2 separate regions of the Homo sapiens genome follow, and region 1 is linked to region 2. Evidence: read pairs that join two places in POLR2A ChIA-PET (ENCODE). Cell type or tissue: MCF 10A. All regions are shown on one strand. Region 1 has its middle 8.4 kb from the start of CELSR2. Region 2 overlaps SORT1 (sortilin 1).

The links. ChIA-PET counts read pairs that join two places held together with the same protein. Peaks named below come from ENCODE experiments on the same cell type or tissue, not always from the same donor. Only the 100,000 strongest peaks of a DNase experiment are listed, where the experiment ranks them.
Region 1: POLR2A ChIA-PET joins it to region 2 with 12 read pairs; 12 of 35 experiments call an interaction of 5 or more read pairs at or near these places.

The regions. Positions count from the first base shown.
Region 1 is chr1:109,238,667-109,243,666 of GRCh38, reverse strand. No RefSeq gene overlaps it. Among named protein-coding and RNA genes, the nearest start is that of CELSR2, 8.4 kb to the left of the region's middle. RefSeq lists enhancers at 673-1,172, 2,831-3,526 and silencers at 2,526-2,820, 3,928-4,342. In MCF 10A, a CTCF peak has its summit at 4,057 (motif pointing left); DNase peaks (open chromatin) are centred at 2,836, 3,396 and 4,036.
Region 2 is chr1:109,390,467-109,395,466 of GRCh38, reverse strand. All of the region lies in intron 1 of SORT1 (sortilin 1), which reads left to right. Among named protein-coding and RNA genes, the nearest start is that of SORT1, 5.0 kb to the left of the region's middle. In MCF 10A, no CTCF peak of the experiment used is centred here; no DNase peak of the experiment used is centred here.

The DNA.
Region 1 (5,000 bases), 150 kb after region 2:
CTTTGGCGCTTGTTAAAAGATGATATTGGATGCTTTATCCTAGTGATAGGTTCCACCCACAGTGCCAGTGTTCTTTGTCAAGGGTGGCTTAATAGGCCCAGCATTCCATAAAGATGTAAAGCCATCTAAGATCCAGCTGAAAATACTGCCTCTGACCACCGGGCAGGAAGAGATGGAACCTGGGGCTGAGCTTCGAGCGGCAAATCCCTAAGCACCCTCTGAATAACGTGGCTGTTCAGGCTGTCAGAGCAGGCCAAGGAAGGAGGCCCTGTCTGGCCAGAGCCATGCTCCAGCCACGGTGGTAGGTGGCTAAGTGTGAGAGGTACACAGATGAGCTATGTCCCCAAGGGACAGCCAGTCCCTTGGACAGAGACAAAAGCTGTCACAGAGCAATAGTCACTAATATTTTTGTGTGGGGGTGGAGGAGTTAGGGAGGGCTTTTTAAAGAAGGTGGCATTTGGCCGGGCACAGTGGCTCGTGCCTATAATCCCAGCACTTTGGGAGGCCTAGATGGGCGGATCGCCTGAGGTCGGAAGTTTGAGACCAGCCTGACCAACATGGAGAAACCCCGTCTCTGCTAAAAATATAAAATTAGCCAGGTGTGATGGCGTATGCCTGTAATCTCAGCTACTTGGGAGGCTGAGGCAGGAGAATCGCTTGAACCCAGGAGGCGGAGGCTGCGGTGAGCCGAGATCGCACCATTGCACTCCAGGCTGGGCAACAAGAGTGAAACTCCATCTCAAAAAAAAAAAAAAAAAAAGAAAGTGGCATTTGAGCTATCTTGAAGAGGAAGGAAGAATTCCACTAATAGGCAGGAGGAAAAGGCATCCAGGCAGGGGGAACAGTGTGAGCAAGCGTGGAGAGGTGCAACACACGGTCAGTGCCAGGAAACAGGAGGAAACAAGGGGGCGGTGAGAATAAGGAGCAGAGAGCCGCTAATCTGAACTGGGGGCACATTTTGATGAGCTGGGGCTCCAGCTGAGAAGTCTGGACCTTATAAGTTGAGGGGAACCATCTGAAGTGTTTTGGCAGGGGAGGAATGATCATGGCTGTGCCATCTGGCAGGCTAATCTGGCACAGTGAGGAGGCTGCGCCGGAAGAAGGGACTGAGGTCCAGCAGACTAGCAAGGAGGCCGCTGTAATAGTCCAGGAGGAGGAGGGCTGTGCTGGGGCCAGGGAGCAGGCTGTCAAGGGGGCAGACCTGAGTGATGAAGACTCAATGGCGCTGCGAAACAGACTGGCCCCTGGAGATGAAGAGGAGGGAGTTGTCCAGGGTGAGTCTCAGGTGTGTGTTGGGGTGCCTGAATACTAAGAGGAGATGCCCAATGTGTATGCTGGGGGTGGGTGGAGATGCTCAGATGAGAGAGAATGGATTTGAGAGCCCTGCATGTGGAGGTCACAGAGCAGCAGGGAAAGCGGAGGTGGAGGCCAGCATTAGGGTCAGGTGCCATCTCCTGACCCTGCCCACATCTCCAGCCTCCAGTCAGTATCGCCCTTACTTCATGCTTCAGCCATTCAGGCCTTCTTCCTGTCCCCTCGTGCAGTTCCCTCTGGAACAGTTCACCTTCCCTCTGAGGGGAATGGGGTGAAGGAGGGCCAGGAATGTTAATGAGGTAACAGAGCCTGCAAGTGTCCACTGTTCATTCATCTTTGAGGGAGAGGAGCCAGATGGGATCGCAATTTGACAGGAGCGGCAGGAGTGCAGGATGGCTGTTTTCAGATGGGGAATATGTTAGCAGGTCGGGACTGAGGGGAAGTGGGGCGGGAGGTTCAGCAGAGAGCTAGCTCAAGAACAAGGACTCAGGGGAAGCAGGATGGTGGCGAGTTCCAGGGCACAAGTAGATAAGACCTGGTTTTGGAGAAGGAGTAAAAAAAAAAAAAAGGTTTTCTCTGAGACAAGATGGAAGGAGGCAAGGATGAAGCGTATTCCAAATGGGAGCTTAATTCTTCAATTTCTTCAGGTTTAAAAACCACTTGTCCCAGAAGGTCACACCGTCTTATCAGCAATTTACACCCCAATGAAAATAAACTCCCAGACCATTTTGACAGCAGGTTTGTGTAGGGGGAAGGGAACCAAGTCCCATGGAGGGACAGGGACCAATCTCCAAAATGCAGGGCTTGTGAACCAGCCAGTCAGAGCAGCAGAAGAGGACCCGCCCCTCCGTAACAAGAGGTTCTCTCGGAGGTGGCTGGGACACCCTACCTCCGCCGGAAGGTCCCAGAGAGGTAAAGACCTGGAGTTCAGGGCTTCTTTCCTGGCAGATGGATGGGGAGCTGCACATTGCTGGGTTTCTGCAACATGAACCTGCCTGCAGCACCCCCACCCCACCCCCATGGGGAGGGCTTTTTTAATTTTTATTTTTTTGAGACAGAGTCTCACTCTGTCACCCAGGCTGGAGTGCAGTGGCACAATCTCGGCTCACTGCAACCTATGCCTCCTGGGTTCAAGCGATCCTCCTGCCTCAGCCTCCTGAGTAGCTGGGATTACAGGTGCGCACCACCATGCTCGCCTAATTTTTGGTATTTTTAGTAGAATCAGAGTTTCACCATGTTAACCAGGCTGGTCTCGAACTCCTGACCTCAGGCGATCCGCCCTCCTAGGCCTCCCAAAGCGCTGGGATTACAGGTTGGCCCCGCCGGAGAGGGCTCTTAAAAGGGCAATGTCAGAGGCCGAGGCATCAGCCCCACCAGGACCTGGCCAAGTCCAGGCTGCAAGGAAGCACTCCCCTTTTGTACCTGGGAAGAGCTGCTGGGGAACCCCATGTTGGGAGGTAACTGGGAGAGCGGGGCAGGCCCCTCATCCCGGCACAGGCTCCGACACGCAGTACATTTGTCTGGCGCCCATCCCAGCTCTGCCTGTCAGACTCATCCTGGGAGTGCAGCCAGGGCCGCCCCCGCCGCGTACCCCCTGGGGAAGGATGGGGACTCGGGGAGAGGAGGCATTCTCAGGACCTGGGGTAAACCGGAAAAGCTTCAGGGGAGGAAAAGCAGGACAGACGGCTAGGAGAATGTTGGTTCCCAGGAGTGAGGTTTCAGTGTTTGGCTAATGAGCTGCCCTGCCCAGCCTGGACTGTGAGCGCAGGCAGGTCCCTCGGCCTTACGTTGGGTCCCCAGTTACCAGCCTCTTTAGAGTTTCTAGAAGTCTGGCTTATGGTTGTCTCTCTTGGTGGAGAGGCCAGACTGTTGGTCCCAGTGTTTCCTCACTCCCTGCCTAAAGCACCCAGACCTGCATCTTGGGCCCTGAATACCTGGGTGTGGGAACCCAGGGTTGGTGAGGGACCCAGGGCTCTGACTCACTCCACTAGGCCTCTGGAGGGTGTTTGCTAACTGAGGTAACCTGGGTAGCTGAGGTTGGAGATGGGGCAGGTCAAGGTGCCAGAGATGAGGGCATCAGGCGTGGGATGCGGAGGCAACTACCAGGGTGGAGTCAAGGCTATTGGGCCTGTTCCCAACTGCTCGGCTTCCAGGTGGGTCGGCCCCTCCTAAATGAAGCTTGCATCAGCCCCATCCCACTGCCTCAGGGAGGGAGAGTGTCTGGTTTTCCCTCTCTGAAGGAAGGCGAACCACACCTTTCCCAACAGTTATTTGTGAGCAGGAACTGTGTTACCTTCTTTCTGTAAACCCTGCTCCTAATGGTGCCTGGCACAAGGTAAGCACTCGGTGACCGTGTGTGCCCTCCTGCTGTTGTGCTCTTGGGTATGACCTGTGGGGAGGGACCTCAGCCACAGTCATCCTTGCCTTCACTACCATTGACTTCCTCTCCTCTGGCTTCTGGAAGCATGGGGTCCCTTATAGTTACTTTCTGCTAACAAGCCAGTTTGTCCATACAGCCATCTTCCTAGCCAGGCTCCTACACCAGTCCCTACACGGGCAGGAGGAAGGCTGGCAGGGAAAGCTGGGCTGCCCAAGGCAGGAGGGTCTCTCTGCACAAAGCAGCTGAGAGTCCAGGCAGCCAGCTCCAGCAGGTAAGTCAGCTGGGTCCTCAGGGACTCAAAGCCCCAGCTTCTGCCCTCCCACAGAGCTCTCAGGGCCATGGCAAAAAGCAGAGCCTCCTACTGGTAGGAAGGTGACAGGCACCAGGAGCCTAAGCAGGTAGGCGTGGGGAGTGGTGCAGGCAGCTGTAGGGACTTCTAAGACAGAGCTAAGGCAGAGCAGGGGCGTTCAGGGCCCTGTGAGAGTTCCCAGTGGGCTTCTGGAATGGTATAGGGGGTGGGGCAAAACTAGCCTCCTGCACACTGTGTACGCTGCCTTTCTTCAAACCAAATAGTTGAGGCCACAGGAAATGTGAGTTTCTGGTCCTTCTGAATTACAAATGGGAGCAGCTTGCTCTTTGTCCCCTTGTCCCGGCTTTGTTATCCCAGAGCTGGGGCAATGGGCTACGGCCCAGGCGGGTCTGCCTGTGGGCCCCCAGCTGGCATAGCCAGGCAAGACAAGAGAGCCACTGTCACCCCTTCACGCACCTACCTCAGTTTTGACAGGGTTTCCAGCAGCAAGATTAATAGGATCAATCTCAAGCCCCCAGTGGAAAATGGAGCACATGGCCCCTTTCCTTGGTACTATGCTCCAGCAGGCCCAAGTCGCTGCTCAGGGACTAAGGAAGCTGAGGTGAGATAAAGGCTCCTAAGTGACAGCCCAGTTCACATTCCAGCTCTCAACCTCCCAAAGAAACATAAAGCACTGCCGAGGAGTCAGGACTTCCGACCTCCATCAGGCCACGTTGTCTCATCTCCCTTACCGTCCTTGTATTTCTGTCTTCCAAAGGATGGAATAAGCATAATCATATAATCATGTCCCCACCCTACCTTCTGGGACCATCACAAAGATAAAAGAGATCATCTATAGGGAGTATTTTAACCTCCTAGGAGAGAGGCACTAAACTAACAGAAGCTGTTATTAAAGTAAAGGGTTTGTAGATTGCAGATGAAAGGCAGCAGGTAAATAAACAGCCTGAACATCAGCCTCCCCTGAGAAAGGAACTGGCTATTAGGGCAACAGTGGGA
Region 2 (5,000 bases):
GGTGGATCACTTGAGGTCAGAAGTTCAAGACTAGCCTGGCCAACATGGTGAAACCCTGTCTCTACTAAAAATACAAAAGTTAGCCAGACGCGGTGGCATGCGCCTGTAATTCCAGTTATTCTGGAGGCTGAGGCATGACGATCACTTGAACCCAGGAGGCAGAGGTTGCAGCGAGCCGAGATCGCACCGTTGTACTCCAGCCTGGGTGACAGAGTGAGACTCTATCTCAAAAAAAAAAAAAAAAAAAAAAAAAAAAAAGTTTTTGCGTTTGTTAGTCATCCGTGGTCTCTTCTTCAGAGATCTCATCCTTTCTGTATCTGGTTAAAAAAAAAAAAAGTGGAGCCTTTGTTTAATATCATTTACCTTAAAAATGGTTAAGTAGTACTTCTTAACCAAGAATTGTTATGTAGTAGCCTGTTCTTCTGTTTATTTATTTGGTTTTAGAAGTCATAAAAAATCCTGAACTGTATTGAAGAGATCTAGTATTTTTGGACCGTTTATAAAACAGTGTGAAATAAAAGCATCAGCATGACAGAACAACTTTTTATCAGAGATATTGTACTTTGTACAACTGGGGAAGGAAGGTACATGTAGAATCATTTTTCCTACATAACATGACAGGATTCGAGTCCCAAGAAAAAGCAAAAGTTCATGGTTCTCTTATTTCTTTTAACTTGGTCCTGTTTCATTTCAAGCCACATTAATTCACATCATCAATGTATGTGAATGCCCTCCAAATGCCTAGATCTGTGCTAGATGCTGGGGTGCCAAGATACAAAGAAAAGATCATTCAGACTGGAGAATGAAAAGCCTCAGAAGGTTATAGCAAACTACTAGACCTGTGTCTGTGGCTTATGAGGATATATTAGCATTTAACCTGTCTTCTCAAGAAAGCACGGTAAAGCTAAAGCATAATAGTGCGTTTATATTACGGTTTAAGGAGACCGGTGTCCTGATGACCACTCAGGCTTCTCTGTCCATGAAATCCAGCAGGTTTTTCTCTTTGCCCAAGCCTCCCTTTTTCTCTCTAAGGTTTTTTTTCTCATATCATTTCTTTTCAATCTATTAATTTAAAATATATTTAAAGTGCATTGGGTTTATTACACACAGCATATATTTTTTCACATAGAAGTCCTAATGATTAAGTGCTTTATTTTAGGAGTTGAGGCAGGAGAGGAAAACATTTTCCTTTCTAGTTACAGTATTACAAGTTAGCTATAATAGACTCATGGGAAAGTGGAAATAAAAAATACTGGCTATTACTAAAAAAACAAACAAAAGGGATGACAAGAAAACGAAGGAGAAAGATAAATAGTTATAACTTTCCAAAAATTATGCTCCCTAATTTTGTTCTAAGGGTTTGACTTACCATGGTAAGGTGGTATAGCACTGCCTTATCTGGACTGCCTGCATTTGAACCCTGGCCATGTCACTGTGTGATCCTGGGTGAGTTACTTAAGTTTTCTGTGTCTCAGTTCCTAATCTGTAAAGTGAAGATAAGAGCACTTAATTTGTAGGGTGGTTGTGAGAATTAAATGAGTGTGTGTTAAATTATATATACATAATATATACGTATATGTATATTATTGTATAAATATATATTTGTATTACATAATATATGCATATGTAATATTGTATTTGTAATGAGTTATAGTATGTATTACAACATATCACATTGTGTTGTATAATCTATACATATGTAATAACTCATTAGAAGAATGTCTGGCACATAATTAGCACTCAGCAATTAGCTATCATTTATAAATGCTCTCTTCTTAGACTCAATAATCTTCCTTTTGCCTGGAACTCAAAACTGTTTTCATGCCACATTTTTAACTGATTCTTTCCTTCAGCTGCTTGGAGTATTCATGACATGTATAACCTTTGTACATGCGTGAAATTGAGCAGGCCTAGAAGACTTTATTGTTGGTTACTAAGTTGGATTGCTTCAAAACATTTCTGCTGTAAGCACCCCTTTGAGGGTAGGCATGAAACTGTCTTAAAGGAACAGATGAAATGCCTTGGCCAGAGTTGTGGTGGTGGCTGACATAATTTCCTTACTTCTCATTCCTGTGTACAGACCATTTGACAATTTCCTTAAAACTTTTTAAACTTATGATGAATAAAGCCAGGAACTCTTGCTTATTTTCTGTCCTCCCTCTGCTCCTGTCACTAACTACTTCTGTAAACATAACTTCCCAACTTCTACTCCAACTTTAAAGCATCTGGTTCCTTAAATAAACAGGCCCTGTAGAGAGGCCGTGTTGTATGGGGTGTCAGCTCTGGGAAGAATGCGTGTGTTTGTTTGCTGGCTCTGGCAGGGTTGAGTCCAAGCTGACAGGACTGAGTGTGCCTGTCAGAGGCTTCAGGGAGCTGCCGCTGAAGACCTCGGCCTGTTGTTGTGAATCGCCAGACCTTTGTAACACCCGGAAGTCTGAAGGTCAGTCCTTTAATGCCCCGGAACTTCCTAACTGCCTCATTTCTTCCAATACTTGGCCTCTCTTCATCCTACCTTCCCTAGCACCCCCAGCCGTCTAGCTTATTTAATAGTCTCTTGAGTTCTGTTTCTTCCATTCAGCTTTGGATCAAGGAGTAGGAACTCTGTAGGATCTCCTTCTTGGTCCTGGTTGAGCAGAGTGAGCGAAACCTTCATGAAGAGTCTTCTCTCATGCAATGTATAGTCAGACCTTTAGCCCCTAGAGGGATGTTAAAATGACTTATGCATTGGATATTTCAGTAAGAAGTATCAGCAGATTTGATGAAGTGTAATTTATCTGGGGAAAGGTTAGTCTTCATCTGAAGTTTGGTTGGGATGAGAGTAGAAAGCTAGCCAGGTATGACAGATGGCTCCAAGGGAATGCAGTGTTAACAATTAGGTAAGTTCTCTGCTGACTCAAATGTTTGGCTCTGTGCACAGTGATTTTTAATTAGAAATCTGAGTCTCATGTCTGCTTGTGGAAATAATTGGAAGAAGGCTTATGTTCTGTTCAATTTCTAATGGCTATTTTCTTTTTGTGATTATTAACAACAATAATAGGCTTTCTATCCTGCTGTTTTGATCAGATCTTTCATGTCAGGGTCACAGATACTATTAGCAGTTTCTTCTGCACTCTGCCAGTTTCCAGTCAACTCTCGTCAACAGGCATTGGGTTCTCAGTGGGTGACTGCAGAGTCTGCGTTCCCCAACTTTGTCCCAGTTGGCCTGTTACCCTTGTGTGACCATCACATGCTGGGCAGTGCTTAGCACCAAGTTGTAATGGTCAGGACGGGGGAGTAACGTTTGTTCTTCTCCCTCCTTCCTACCTAATCCTACCCCTCAATTTTTTTTACAGAAAGTGAACTATGTTTTGAGGCTGCAGAAATGAGGCTCAGATATTTTATATAATTAGGAGCTAATATTAAGGCAGACAAAGCCATCACATTTGACATGTAATTTAAAATACAGCTTTTCTAGAAACAACAAAACTGTGGCAATGGCTCTGACAATATTATGAACTAGATACTGCATTTGTAGATTTCTACAAGTTTCAGTTCCCTTTCTCTCCTTTTGTCATCAGTGTTTTTATTGCATCTTTTACTTCTATTTTTAAAAACTTGGTGAAAACTTGTTCTTCCCACTATGTGGTCTCAGTGATTTGTATGCAGGTGGATTTGAGGATTAATGGGGCTTGAAGAACAAGCTGATCAATTTCAGTCAGTTCTAGGCAGCTTTTTTGTTCTTGTTTCAATGGTGACTGCAGTCAAAGTTGGGTTAGTAATATGTTGCTTTGAGATAGTTTGGTTGAATGAATGTTCATGACAGATTCCTCATACCTATGAAAATTTTTAGGTGAAAGATGGAGGCTGTTTTTCCTTCTCTATCCCCAATCTCAATCTCAGGAAACCACAGTAAAAACAAAATCCTTCCACTCAGAACCTGTCGTGTTTTGCCGAGGAAGTTTTCTGTGAATGTAACTTATTTTCTGTTTTGTGTTTTAGTCTCTGGCCCTCGATTCCTCATCTACAGCACAAGAAGTTTTGGACTAGCTTTAAAATTTCTTTCAAAAATTCTATGATTCATATGGGAGAGGCCAGAGGTTGTGATCACAAATGTTTTCCTGGCTGATTCCAAATTTAGAAGCAAACTGTGGCTGTTTGACTTCCCAGTCAAACTTGAACATAGCATGGATTTCACATTTAGGGGTGTTTTACTACCACCTCCAGAACTTGCTTCAGTGAAATATGCATGTTCTTAAAGATAGCAGGAGTACTTTTTTTCATGTAGTTATGAAAGACATTTTTCTCTTTTATTTTGGGGGTAATATTTTACCGTTTGTTCCTTGTTGGCTGAAAAATCTAATGCTAATAAAAGCTACTAGCTTGAATAGTCCAAAAGCAAACCCAACAGATAGCAGTAAATTCATTTTTCTTTTTCCCTTTCCTATAGTACTCTGCCAAAACTGGGGCTTTTTTTCTTCATCCTGGCTGCCTGTGTGTTTGAAAATAGATGGTCAGCTTACCATAAATATATTCACATGTAGAAACTTATATGTGATTAATTGGCTTGATTTATTTTTATCAGAAGAAAACGTATGTATGTTCCTTCTCTGGCTTATGAATACTATCCGTCTTATGTTTGCTTTGGATAAGCATTTTAGTCTTCCTGTATGTCCTAAAACGCGCGCGCGCACACACACACACACACACACACACACATACACACACACACACACACTTTCTAATATTGTACTGAAGCCAGTTTGCAAGTCTGGTTCCACAGTACAATTGCTCTGAAGGACCAGGAGAAATTGAACTGGGAAGGAAAATTTGTATTAACTTCAATAATTCCCAGACAAGTTAGTTCAAATCATTTTTATCTAGTATTTGCTATTTGTCACAAAGGATTCAAAACATAAATATGTTGTATACAAAATCTCAAAGAGATGTCTCAATACCCAGATTTGGGTCCTGGCTCTGCTGCTTCATAGCTGTGTGATTATGGAAAATCACTTAACTTCAGT